Linked DNA regions of Homo sapiens: region 1 is linked to region 2. A link is a contact called in ENCODE Hi-C or POLR2A ChIA-PET data. All regions are on one chromosome and are shown on one strand. Each heading gives the region's core, a stretch centred on a gene start or an enhancer-like site at or near the end of the contact. The rest is flanking DNA. Distances are from core to core; before and after follow the strand shown.

Evidence for each region. Hi-C counts contacts between places; a loop is a spot of excess contacts on that map. ChIA-PET counts read pairs that join two places held with the same protein, here RNA polymerase II (POLR2A). Pooled maps may share reads with other maps.
Region 1: POLR2A ChIA-PET joins it to region 2 with 11 read pairs in BJ. The contact joins two enhancer-like sites. A Hi-C loop is called at or near these places in 1 of 50 pooled maps. POLR2A ChIA-PET finds 5 or more read pairs at or near these places in 4 of 52 experiments (BJ, MCF 10A, WTC11 and 1 more).

What each region holds. Positions count from the first base shown.
Region 1 is chr18:23,715,857-23,722,305 of GRCh38, reverse strand. All of the region lies in intron 2 of LAMA3 (laminin subunit alpha 3), which reads right to left. Among named protein-coding and RNA genes, the nearest start is that of LAMA3, 30 kb to the right of the region's middle. RefSeq lists enhancers at 1,337-1,837, 1,838-2,338. Within about 2 kb of position 2,530, at least 9 of the 41 ENCODE cell types and tissues checked have a DNase peak (open chromatin) inside an H3K27ac peak, as active enhancers do.
Region 2 is chr18:23,589,500-23,596,298 of GRCh38, reverse strand. No RefSeq gene overlaps it. Among named protein-coding and RNA genes, the nearest start is that of NPC1, 6.4 kb to the right of the region's middle. Within about 2 kb of position 2,383, at least 3 of the 41 ENCODE cell types and tissues checked have a DNase peak (open chromatin) inside an H3K27ac peak, as active enhancers do.

The DNA of each region.
Region 1 (6,449 bases), core at 1,281-3,780, 130 kb before region 2:
GCTCAGAGGGAAGCAGGCAGCCAGGAAGGGTTTCCAGCAGGCAATATTTGAGTTATCTCAGAAAGAAGATAGCCAGACCAGGCAAGGTGGGAAGGAATTCCAAGAACTGTGAATAGCACCAAAATAAGGCCCAGAACCAGGGAACATCATGGAATATCCAGGGAATTACAGTTAGGTCTCTACTGACATAGCATAGGTCTTGCAGGAGAAAGTGCCTTTTAAGATGAGGCTGGCAAAAAGTCTAAGGGCTAGACTGAAGGAGCGTATGTGACATGTTAAGAAACTTGGACCTTATTCCAAAAGTAATAGAAAACCACTAAAGGATACTAATCAGGGAGAACAACACACTGAGATCTTTGTTTTGCGCTGGTAGTAATGAGAAGATTGATTGATAGGTAGACCCTTGGAAGACTGCCAACCTGATTGTTTCTAATCTTTCTCAGCTCACCACTATGGATTCTGTTCCTTTCAGGCTGATTCTAAAACAGGGTAAGCTGAGAGTAGATGCTGGGAAATCAGTTAGAAGACTGGTGGACTAATCATGGGGAGAGCTGCCATGGGTTCCACTACAATAGTGCAGTATCAAGGGGGAGGAGGAGCCAGACTCCAGAGATAATACGGCACAAGACATAATGAGTTTACTAAATGGTAAGTGGGGAGGGAGAGGGAAGTGGAGGGATATGGAAGAGACCGAGAGAGATATTGGGTAAACTGGCTCTTGGAAAGGAGCAGCCCTGATTTGTAACATTTGCTGATTTCCATAGTGTAAATGCTCCCACCATGGCCAATATGAAGCTACTGAGCTGATGTGCCACTTCTAGTCTTGCCCACACAAACCTCCCACACAGAATCTTCCATGCTCTTTCCTCATTCGGGCTGGTTAGAATAAAGATGACCCACGGGGCAACATTGGGAACCCATGTGTTGAAAATGGCAGACCCAATTATGGAAGGAGTTTACGTCTTTGAACCACTGTTTGGAGGGGAACTGCTTAACCAGGATCAGCTGTGTTTGGACATGATGAGAAATATACCTTCATTGTATTTAGCCACAGTATTAATCAGCGTTCTCCAGAGAAACAGAACCAATTGAATGTGTGTATATATACATATATACAGAGAAAGAGAGAGAGACTTTTTTTTTTAATAGAGGCAGGGTCTTACTCTGTCACCCAGGCTGGAGTTCACTGGTGCTATCATAGCTCACTACAGCCTCCAACTCCTGGGCTCAAGCAGTCCTCCCACCTTAGCCTCCTGAGTTGCTAGGACTACAAGTGTGTGCCACCATGCCTGGCTAATTATTTTATTTTTTTATAGAGAGGGGCTTTCACAGTGTTGCCCAGGCTGATCTTGAACTCCTGGCCTCAAGCAATCCTCCCACCTTGGCCTCCCAAAGTGCTGAGATTATAGACATGAGACACTGCACCCAGAATGAGTTTTTCATGTATTAAAAGAAAACACCTGATTTCCAGATTCTTCCTAATGTATAAATTACTTCAAAGCACCCCAAATTAACACTTTGAAGTTACTAAAGGACCATAAAGGATAATATTCTATCCCTAGTAGCCCAGAGGATTTTATTGGCACCTGTTTTTCTACCCACTAATGAATTGTTTGACTTCAAGGGCTGTGCCTCATGATGATGTTCATTAATAACACATTTATTGGCTCATGCCTGTAAACCCAGCACTTTGGGAGGCTGAGGTGGGTGGATCACGAGGTCAAGAAATCAAGATCATCCTGATCAACATGGTGAAACCCCATCACACTAAAAATACAAAAAAATTAGCTGGGTGTGGTGGTCCGTGCCTGTAGTCCCAGCTACTCGGGAGGCTGAGGCAGGAGAATCACTTGAACCTGGGAGGCAGAGGTTGCAGTCAGCCGAGATTGCGCCACTGCACTCCAGCCTGGTGACAGAGTGAGACTCCATCTCAAAAAAAACAAAAACAAAAACAAAAAAACACCATTTATTAATAGCAAAATTGTTCTAAATATAATCTTCTGTATTTTCTAATTTTGTTATAGCTATAAAATACTCTTAAAATGTTGCAGAGAGACTCAAGTGTCATAAATGGAACGAACCGTAATTAATTACAGAGCTAAAACTCTTCCACCCTCACCCAGAGATTTGGTCTCACAGCAATATGTTTCCATTACTACTATACCCTGGGAAAGTTCAGGCTGATGCTGAGTCATCCTTGGTTCATTCTACATTAACTCAGCAAATATTTATTAAACAACTATTGTATGCTAAACACTGTGCAAGATGTTGGAAGCAAAACATCATGTAGTGAACAGAACACAGTGAACAAAACAAGACATAGTCCCTGGCCTCCTGAAGCTTATAGTCTACACAATTCCTCAGGAATCCAGAAAGACTGGGTCAAAACCAAGAGCCATCCACCTTCTGGATTGGGCTGTGTCCACCCGGGGAACCAGCTGAGTCACCCTCCTTAGTGACCTCATCAGCCAACCATCTGTAGAGCCAAGTTAATCTCCAAAGTCCTCAAGCCCCAAAAGTATCAGAAACTAGCCCAGGCTTCCCTCCACATCTGAGTCAGCTACAAAGAATGTTTTGGATTCACCCACCAAAGTCTCATAAAAGTTGAAGGGAATCAGGAAAAAAAAAAAAAAAAAGATTCTAGAATGCAACTACATACTGAATTCACTCTCAGATGATTGGATCCTGTATTTGCATCTGGCTCCTGGGGAGTTCACTGTCTGTGATGAATTCATGAAAAATTAGAAAGGTAGAGTAATGGGGCATTTCTCCTGTGACCTATTAATATTTTTCCTTAAAATTTATAATGCAGTTTCCCCTATTACATTTAACCTTGGAGCTTTAGAAACAATTTCTGAATTTTCTATTTTTTGCATTTTAAATAACATTTTCATAGTATTTGCCTGTGTTAACACCTGCAGGGGGTTTCAGGGTCTCAATCTAGGCTTCCTTTCCTTATTTGTTTATTTATTTATTTAGAGATGGGGTCTCACTGAGTTGCCCAGGCTGGATTTAACTCCTGTGCTCAAGTGATCCTCGTGCCTCTGCCTCCTGAGTGGTTGGGGCTGCAGGTATGAACCACTATGTCCATCTGGACTCTCTTTCTTCTGTCTTAGTTTGGGCCCTCTCTAAAGCCCTGAGGCAAAGACTTGAGTAGAGGTAGTTTATTTAAGAGTTGACCTCAAGAAGCACAAACTGGGAAGAGAGGAACATAAGGGAGGGAGAAAAGCCAAAAATCAATGTGTTAATGAGTAGGCTGCCACCAGAGCAACCCAACCACGGCTCCATCCTACCAGGGACACTCTGAGGAATTATGTAGAAGGCACTTTAGAACTGGCCCATTGAGAGGCAGGGAAATGCGGTATTTTCCCACCAACTATCATCCCTCTTGGGATGAGGATTGCCCCTTGGGGCATTAAGTGCTGGGCTTGCAGGCTGCTCTAGACACAGCTTTTAGAAGCCTCTGTAAATCTAGAAAGAGCCTTCAGGCAGGAAGCAAAGTCAGATGCAGGCCCTTGAGATGGGACAAGGGAACAGGTGTGGGAACTATCCATCCCAGCTGCCACTCAGAGGGGGACCAGGGAGCTGTGGACATCACAGCCTTTGCCTCTACGAGGCCCAAAGGACCATCTCAGCAGCTCTGCTCCTGCAGCCACATCTGCTGTCTCCAGGCCTCACTCCCCCGCAGCCCTGCAGAGCAGGGGCAACGTCACCTTCTCTCCTCACACCTCCATCCTCTGAAGCCAACACTCAGTCCTTTTCAGGGCTTGATGTTGGGGGTGAGGGATTGTCTTTGTTTATTTTTACTACTAACAGGTTTAAATAACAAAATAATACTCTTGGAAACATTACACATTGCATACAAGCCTCAAAATTCTTCAGATAATTTTGTTGTTGTTCCCTGGAACACAATGAGTCAGGCTTGCTCTGCGGGGGCTGAAGTCATGGACCATAGGAACTCCCTCCGCACCCACCTCCTCATGTTTTTCTCTATACCTCACCCTGGGGAGGGAGCTGGAAGGTGAACATAGGGAGCCCATAGAATAGAACTCTGGAGTTTGGATTCTGGAGGAAGTCCAGAGTGTATATGTAGATCCCACCACTACACCTTCCGATCTCACGGGAGAGATCTCCAAAGCCCATGCCCTACCAGGAATCCAGGCAGAACAAAGCTTCCTAGATTCCAAAGATTCTCCTTTTAAAAACTGGACATCTACATGCTTTAAATGTAAAAATGAACTCATTATATCTGGCCAGATGATACAAAAGCTTCCTGAAAGACATCGTGTTCTCATTCTATAGCCTGAAACTACTGCATAATGTATAATTAAATGAACTTGAACAACCCCGGAAAGTATGATGCCTCTAGTGAATCACAGAACTGTCCTACATTTACCACGTTTTAAGGGGAAACTGTCCTTTAAGATCAAGTCTGTGGACCAGGCACGGTGACTCATGCCTGTAATCCCAGCACTTTGGGAGGCCGAGATGGGTGGATCACAAGGTCAGGAGTTCGAGACCAGCCTGGCCAACATGGTGAAACCCTGTCTCTACTAAAAAAAAAAAAAAAAAAAAAAAAAAAAAATTTAGCCAGGCATGGTGGTGGGCACCTGTAATCCCAGCTATTTGGGAGGCTGAGGTAAGGCAATCACTTGAACCTGGGAGACGGAGGTTGCAGTGAGCTGATATCACGCCACTGCACTCCAGCTTGGGTGACAGAGTGAGACTCTGTCTCAAAAAAAAAAAAAAAAAAAAAAAAAAAAGATCAAGTCCAGAAGGTAATGTTTTTATTTGTCAAACTTATTGGCCAAAAAAATAACAATGAAAAACACCAACTAGTCTAAAAGAAAACAAGACCCTCACAACAGCATAAGCTGTCAAATTGACAACAGCACATCAAAATCAAATTTCAGTTCTTAGCAGGTGAAGTGATTTTGTAGTAACAAATTTATGATCTGCATTTTATTTCTCAACCATGCCTCAAAATTCCCACTTCTCTCCCTCTAAGGTCTTAATGTTACTATTAATTATGAAATCTAACCTCTCAGTGACATTCTCATGGTTAATTCCAGCAAAAGGAAGAAAACACAGATCTTACCAATGGGGCAAAAAATAGGAATCTTACAAGACACAACATGCTTGTTAAAACATGTCATGCTCCAACACAGAAGAGGAAAGAAATGTCTTCAGTCTGACATAACTGATCATGCTTTTCCTGCTCCTAGACTTTCTTAGAATATTTTCTACAGTATTATAGGTAGTGTTTTCTAGAGGCACAAATGTGATCAGTCTGTTCTTTTTAATGAGAGTTTATTAAAGTTCACTTTATTTTATTAAATAAAAAATACGACTGCTCTAAAGAAGTTTTAAATGAAGCAATTAACTCATTTAGAACTCATAATAATCTTATGAGGGATGCACAATTATCTCATTTTATAAATGAGGAAACTGAGGCAGGGAGCAGAAAAATATATTTGTTAAGGCCACACAGCAAGTGAGCAGAGCAATCAGGACAAACTGGCCAGGCTGACTCCAGAACCCACATTCTCAGCAGCCTCGCAGAGCAGAGCGGGTGGGTGGACACAGGCCTTATGCATATGCATGCCATGACTCACGTTTGTCAGCAACCAGCAAAGTACTGAACTGTTCCTATGTTGATGTTTTCTTAATTGTCTTAATTAGGGAATTTTTCAGTACATCAAAAGGAGGCTTTTAAAGTAGGTTTAAAAAAAAAGTTCTAAAGAAAAAAGAACAAGCCAGCAGACATGGGTAAGTTCAGTATGGGTCATTTTGAAGGATTAAAATTCCCTGTTACCTATAAAAACCCTCAGTTAAATAAGCGATATAGGCCAGTCACGGTGGCTTACGCCTGTAATCTTAGTACTTTGGGAGGCCTAGGTGGGCGGATTGCCTGAGCTCAGTAATTCAAGACCAGCCTGGGCAACATGGTGAAACCCTGTCTCTACTTAAAATACAAAAAGTTAGCCAGGCATGGTGGCACATGCCTGTAGTCCCAGCTACTTGGGAGGCTGACGCACCAGAATCACTTGAGCGTGGGAGGCAGAGGTTGCAGTAAGCCGAGATTGCACCACTGCACTTCAGCCTGAGCAATAGAGTGAGACCCTGTCTAAAAAAAAAAAAATCGATATGGTAGGTAATTCTTGGTTAGTATTGTCAGAAGCTACTGAATGAATGCTAGTGGTTAGGTATCAGAGGGATAAGACTAACTTATAGTTGAAAGGAGGCTTATTAGAGTCTTTTGAACCATGAAGGCTCTCTGTGAATTCCTGCAGACACAAATTAATGGTGAAAATATTCTCAGGAGAGGTCTAATTTAGCACAACACATGGACTAAAGAGGTTGAAAGCCCTTCTGTCACAAAACTGCCCAATCGAAATGAAAAGAACACATTCATTCTAAGAAATCTCAGTATCATTCCATTTCTATGC
Region 2 (6,799 bases), core at 1,134-3,633:
GGGAGGCCGAGGAGGGTGGATCACGAGGTCAGGAGTTCCAAGACCAGCCTGGTCAAGATGTTGAAACCCCATCTCTACTAAAACTACAAAAATTAGCCGGGCACAGGGGCAGGTACCTGTAATCCCAGCTACTCGGGAGGCTGAGGCAGGAGAATCGCTTGAACCCGGGAGGCAGAGGTTGCAGTGGGCCGAGATCGTGCCACTGCACTCCAGCCTGGGCTACAGAGTGAGACTCCATCTAAAAAAAAAAAGAAAAAAAAAAGAATTCTGGCCTTGTAATGGAGATTATGGATAAGGATTGGTGAGTGGACCTGGAGCTAACGTTAAATTAAATAAAATTATTCCCTTGAAATGATTCTACTCCTCACTGGATAGAATTGTATTTGTGAAGATACTCCTGATGCTTTCTAGGAATCACCGGCCAACTATCAGTGTGCATTGCCTCTGCTCTGTACTAAGACTAAGGCAACATGAAAAAAACAGACTTGGTACCACCCTATAGAGATGCAAATAGGCGTGGTGCAATGCAAACAGGCCTGGTCAAATGAGATAATTTATGGTTGCGGATCTATACCTATGCTGGTTGATTGGTTTTAATTGGTGATTTTTTTTTTTTTTGAGACAGGGTCCTGGTCTGTCACCCAAGATGGAGTGTAATGGCACGATCTCAACTCACTGCAACCTCTGCATCCTGGGTTCGAACGATCCTCCTTCCTCAGCCTACCAAGTAGCTGGGACTACAGGCACGCACCACCATGCCTGGCTAACTTTCGTATTTTGGTAAAGCTGGAGTTTCGCCATGTTGCCCAGGCTGGCCTCCAAATCTTGGACTCAAGCGATCTGCCTGCCTTGGCCTCTCAAAGTGCTAGGATTACAGGCATGAGCCACCTTGCCCAGCCAAATTGGTGAACTTCATCTCACTGTGAAAAGATGCTAAAGTGCTTAGAACATGCCTGGCTGTGAACAAAGCCACACCATGTTATGATATTTCATGCCATTGAGCCATAGCAGCTCAGACCCTAGTATTTGTACTTCAAAGCATGGAGAAAAACAAAAACAAAAAATGACAGGCAAAACTAGCATTAGACATTCTAGTCGAGAAATGTGAAAATAATTATTCTTCTGCTTAATGTAATGAACACATGGAGGGTAAACTAGTCACACAGAGGTGTTTTCTCTGGGCCCTCTGACTATACTTAGCCCTCAGTTAAATAACCTATGTATCACTGGGTCTGGAAAGTCTTCGATTCTTTTCCTGGTGACCTAATCCTTATTTTTAGCAATACTTTCAGGTAATTTTAAAATATGAGTGAGGCTAGGCATGGTGGCTCATGCTTCTAATCCCAGCACTTTGGGAGGCTGGGGTGGGAAAAGCACTTGAGCCCAAGAGTTTGAGACTAGCCTGGGCAACAAAGTGAGACTCCGTCTGTACAAAAAATACAAAAAATTAGCCTGGCATGGTGGTGTGTGCCAGAAGTCCCAGCTACTCAGGAGGCTAAGGTAGGAGGATCACTTGAGCCTTGGGAGGTCGAGCTGTGATCTCACTACTGCACTCCAGCCTGGGTAATAGAGCAATTCCCTCTCTCTCAAAAAAAAAATTAATTTATTAATATGAATGAGGTTATGTTTCAACAAAGGAATTCAGCTAGGCACAGTGGCTCACATCTATAATCCCAGCACTTTGGGAGGCCAAGGCGGGCAGATCACTTGAGGCCAGGAGGTCGAGACCAGCCTGGCCAACATGCCGAAACCCTGTCCCTACTAAAACTTAATAAATTAGCCAGGTGTGGTGGTGGGCGCCCATAATCCCAGCTACTCAGGAGGCTGAGGCAGGAAAATCACTTGAACCCAGGAGGCGGAGGTTGCAGTGAGCCAAGATCGCACCACTGAACTCCAGCCTGGGCGACAGAGTGTGACTCCATCTCAAAAAGTAAAAATAAAATAAAGTAAAATAAAAATAACATAAAGGAAGTTAATTAAAGATCTTCAGTTCTTAGGTGACATGTCAGCCTTATCTCTGTCAACAGAAAAAATTCCTTCCGCTATCTTTGGTTCTTCTTCCCTCCCTCACTAGGATTGAATCCTCCGAGCTTTAATGAGTGAAATGCTGTTGTTATTCCTACATTTCAAGTTTTAAGAATAGTCTTAGAAAGTCTTCAGTTTACAGGAGTTGGACTCTCCATTTTAGGAAACATTTGATCAAAAACCACCCCTGGCAAAGGAAACTATGTCCTGTGAGCAAATCCTGCAGGGAAGGCAATGCCAGTTTGAAACCCTGACTGCTAAACCACAAGTCATTCCAACTCTGGTAGCATCCTAACTGAGTGGAAGTTACACCACAACCCATGACTGGATTAATCACCAACTCAAACATCCTTCCTTACTAGGATGAGTAACATTTTACCAGAATTCTGAGCAACAATGCCCATTTCCGAGTAGGTCATAACCATTGGTACTAAAGTCATGAGTTGTAGCTGTAAGCTATTTTAAATGAAGATGTCTATAAAATTTGGCTTGCGTAAGTAAAGAGTTTAAAAAGTCTATCACAGAACCCAAAGTAATTGAGTGTGTATACTGAACACATGACCTGTACAACAGTGCTCACAGCACCTTTATTTGTAACAGCCCAAACTGGAAGAAGAAACAACCCAGATGTCTGCCATGATATGTTTGAGCCATGGAATACTACACAGCAATTCTTTTAAAAGATGCTACCACCACAAGTAATGTGGATGAGCCACACACATAATGTTCAGTGAAAGAAACCAGACGCAGAGGAGTATGATTCCCTTTACATGAAGTTCAAGGACAGGCAAAACCAACTTACAGTGAGAGAAATCAGAAGAGTGGTTGCCTCCCGGTTAAAGGAGGGGTGATGATATCGACTGGGAAAGGGGCATAAAGGAGGCTTCTGAAGTGCTAAAGTTTCCATATCCTTCCTCTGGGTGTTGGCTACATGGATGTTGTGGTTGCCAGCCTCCAAGATGGCCCCAGTGCTCCCCTCCTCTTGTCCTTGTCTGGTCCCCTTCCTACACTGCATCAGGACTGGTCTGTGTGCCCAGTATTACATGGCAGAAGTGATGGCATATAACATTTGAGGCTAACTCATAACAGACATTATGGCTCTGCCTTGCTCTCAATCCCTTTTGGATCACTCCTTCTGGAGGAAGCCAGCTGCCAAGTCCTGAGGACACTCAGCAGCCTATGGAGAGGAGGAACTGAGGCCTCCTTCCCACAGCATCTTTTTTTTTTTTTTTTTTGAGACAGAGTCTTGCTCAGTCACCCAGGCAGGAGTGCAGTGGCATGATCTCAGCTCACTGGAACCTCGGCCTCCTGGGTTCAAGCAATTCACCTGCCTCAGCCTCCCGAGTAGTTGAGATTACAGACATGTGCAACCATGCCCGGCTAATTTTTGTATTTTTAGTGGAGACAGGGTTTCACCATGTTGGCCAGGCTGGTCTCGAACTCCTGACCTCAAGTGATCCGCCCACCTTGGCCTCCCAAAGTGCTGGGATTACAGGTGTGAGCCACCGAGCCCAGCTTCCCACAGCATCTTCAACAGCAGATCCTCCAGCCCCAGTCAAGCCTTCAGATGATGGTAGCCTGGGCCAACTTCTTGGCCATAACCTCAGGAGAGACCCTGAGCCAGAACCACCTAGAACCACCCAAATCCCTGACTGGCAGAAACTGGGATAAAATAAATGTTTGTTCATTTAATATACTAAGTTTTGGAGTAATTTGTTATTCAGTAATAGACAACTAATAAAAGTGTTTAACACATAAAAGAAACTTGGCTGGGCGCAGTGGCTCATGCCTGTAATCCCAGATCTTTGGGAGGCCAAGGCAGGTGGATCACTTGAGTCCAGGAGTTTGAGACCACCCTGGGCAACATGGCGAAACCCCGTCTTTACTAAAAATACACAAATTAGCCAGGCATGGTGGAGTGTGCCTATGATCCCAGCTACTTGGGATGCTGAAGCACAAGAATCACTTGAACCCAGGAGGCAGAGTTTACAGTGAGCCAAGATCACACCACTGCACTCTAGCCTGGGTGACACAGTGAGACTCAGTCTCAAAAAAAAAAAGTAGAAAACTCATCAAGCTGTACAGCTAAGTTCTGTATACCTCATATATGAATATTATATCTTAATTAAAAGGAAAAGTCTATTAACAAAAAGAGTTCTCAAAAATGCTCAACCTGAACCTCCTTAGGGGGTTGGCAGAAGCATTAACTAAAGCTCTCCTATATTTCACCAAAATGTGTTGGCAATTCGTAGCCTGCTGGAGGAAGGGAGGTGTGAGCTGTTCCCTGTGTTCAGCTGGACAGCCTCCCACTCTCTATAGGCGCTTCTTTTAGAGCCAGCTCCACTGCTGGTCCTGGAGGTTTTTTGGGGAAGGCGATCAAAAAATTTACAATGTCCATGACTACTATAGGGAATAGTTCTACGATGCTGGCTGCGAAAACCAGATCAACTTATTAGGCACAGTAGACACAGTGATAATTTTACTGTCCCATGAAAATGTTTTAATTTTAATTTCTTTTGAAATCAGAACAAAAATAAGAATACTGTAATAATGAGCATATAATAATGAATTCAGCCAGCGTTATATGTGTCTTTATAATGCAATTGGAAACTCTCATTTTAAATTTTTTTTTTTGAAGGAAAAAGGGGTCCTTAAAGGCAAAGGTGCCTGGGGCCCACACAAGTCATAATGCAGCCCTGAGTAAAAGGAAAGGTGCTAGGGACTGAATTGTGCTCCCCCAAATGTCTTGTGTTGAAGCCCTAACCCCCCAAGGTGACTGTATTTGAAGATAAGGCTTTTAGGAGGTAATTAAGGTTAAATAAAGTCATAAGGGAGGGGCCTTAATTCAATAGGATTGTTGAAGAAGAGGAAGAGAGAGAGAAATCTTTCTCCCTGAAAGCACACACTTAAGGAAACACCATCTGGGGACACAGGGAGAAGGTGCTGTCTACAAGCCAGGAAGAGAGCCCTCACCAGGAACCAAATAAGCTCCCCATGCTGATCTTGAACTCTCTAACCTCTAGAACTGTAACAGATAAATTCCTATTGTTTAAGTCACACCAGTCTTTGGTATTTTGTGCAATGGCCTCAGACGTCACTAAATGACATTGATTACATTCTATTACCCCAAAACCCTAGTTCTATCTTCATTTTCTGTTATTGAACTTTAGGCTTCAGGTTAGGAACTAGGCAAGCTTGCAATTTGTTAGGTAAGTAGGCATTCTTTTTTTCTCTGCCTATTTGAAGGACTACCTACTTTGAAGGTTGCAGATCAGCAGCAGAAAAAAATTTTTTAAAAAGCTTTTTAAAAAAATTTTAGAAGAAATCAAAGGTTTTTTTGGTAATAAAATTTTATTGGCTTGGCATGGTGGTTCATACCTATTATCCAGCACTTTGGAGGCTGAGGCAGGAGGATCACTTTAGCCAGGGAGGTCAAGGCTGCAGTGAGCTGTGATCATGCCACTAGACTACAACCTGGGTGACACAGTGAGACTCTGTCTCAAAAGAAAAAAGAAAAAAGCACAGAAAAATAAATAAAATTACTTATAAATGTGTGAAAAGATTTTTAATCTCACTTATAATTAAAGAAATACAAATCAAAGCATCCTAATTTTATTTTATTTATTTTTTTTTTTGAGACGGAGTCTTGCTCTGTCGCCCAGGCTGGAGTGCAATGGCGTGATCTCGGCCACTGAAACCTCCACCTCCTGGGTTCAAACAATTCTCCTGCCTCAGCCTCTTGAGTAGCTAGGATTACAGGTGTGTGCCACCACGCCCAGCTAATTTTTTTTTTTTTTTTTGAGACGGAGTCTCGCTCTGTAGCCAGGCTGCAGTGCGGTGGGGCGACCTCGGCTCACTGCAACCTCCAACTCCCTGGTTCAAGTGATTATCTCACCTCAGCCTCCCGACTAGCTGGGATTACAGGCATGCACCACCACCCCCGGCTAATTTTTGTATTTTTAGTAGAGACGGGGTTTCACTATGTTGGCTAGGATGGTCTCGATCTCCTGACCTCATGATCCACCCACCTCAGCCTCCCAAAGTGCTGAGATTACAGGTGTGAGCCATCACGCCCAGCCTAATTTCTTGTTGCCCAGACTGCAGTGCAATGGCGCAATCTCAGCTCCCTGCAACCTCCGCCTCCCAGGTTCAAGAGATTCTCCTGCCTCAGCCTCCTGAGTAGCTGGAATTACAGGCATCCACCACCATGCCTGGCTAATTTTTTGTATTTTTAGTAGAGATGGAGTTTCACCATGTTGGCCAGGCTGGTCTTGAACTCCTGACCTCAGGTGATCCACTTGCCTCGGCTCCCAGAGTGCTGGAATTGCAGGCATGAACCACCGCGCCTGGCCAATTTTTGTATTTTTAATTGAGACGGAGTTTCAGCATGTTGGCCAGGCTGGTCTCGAACTCCTGACCTCAGGTGATCCACCTGCCCCGGCTTCCCAAACTGCTGAAATAATAGGCGTGAGCCACCGTGCCCAGCCCCAATATTTTTTAAAATAAGAAACAAAATAAATAAAATCACAGATTGCATTTAGGTACTTCCATACATTGCTGGCTGCAATTTCTTTGGAGGGCAATTTGACAACAATCAAAACTTAAATACCCATTTCCTTTGATCCAACAATATAAAAGTATTTCCAACAGTTCTATTTGCGCATGATTGCAAAGATTTACATCCAAGAATGGGCCAGGAGTGGTGGCTCACGCCTGTAATCCCAGCACTTTAGGAGGCTGAGGCAGGCAGATTGCTTGAGCCCAGCAGTTCAAG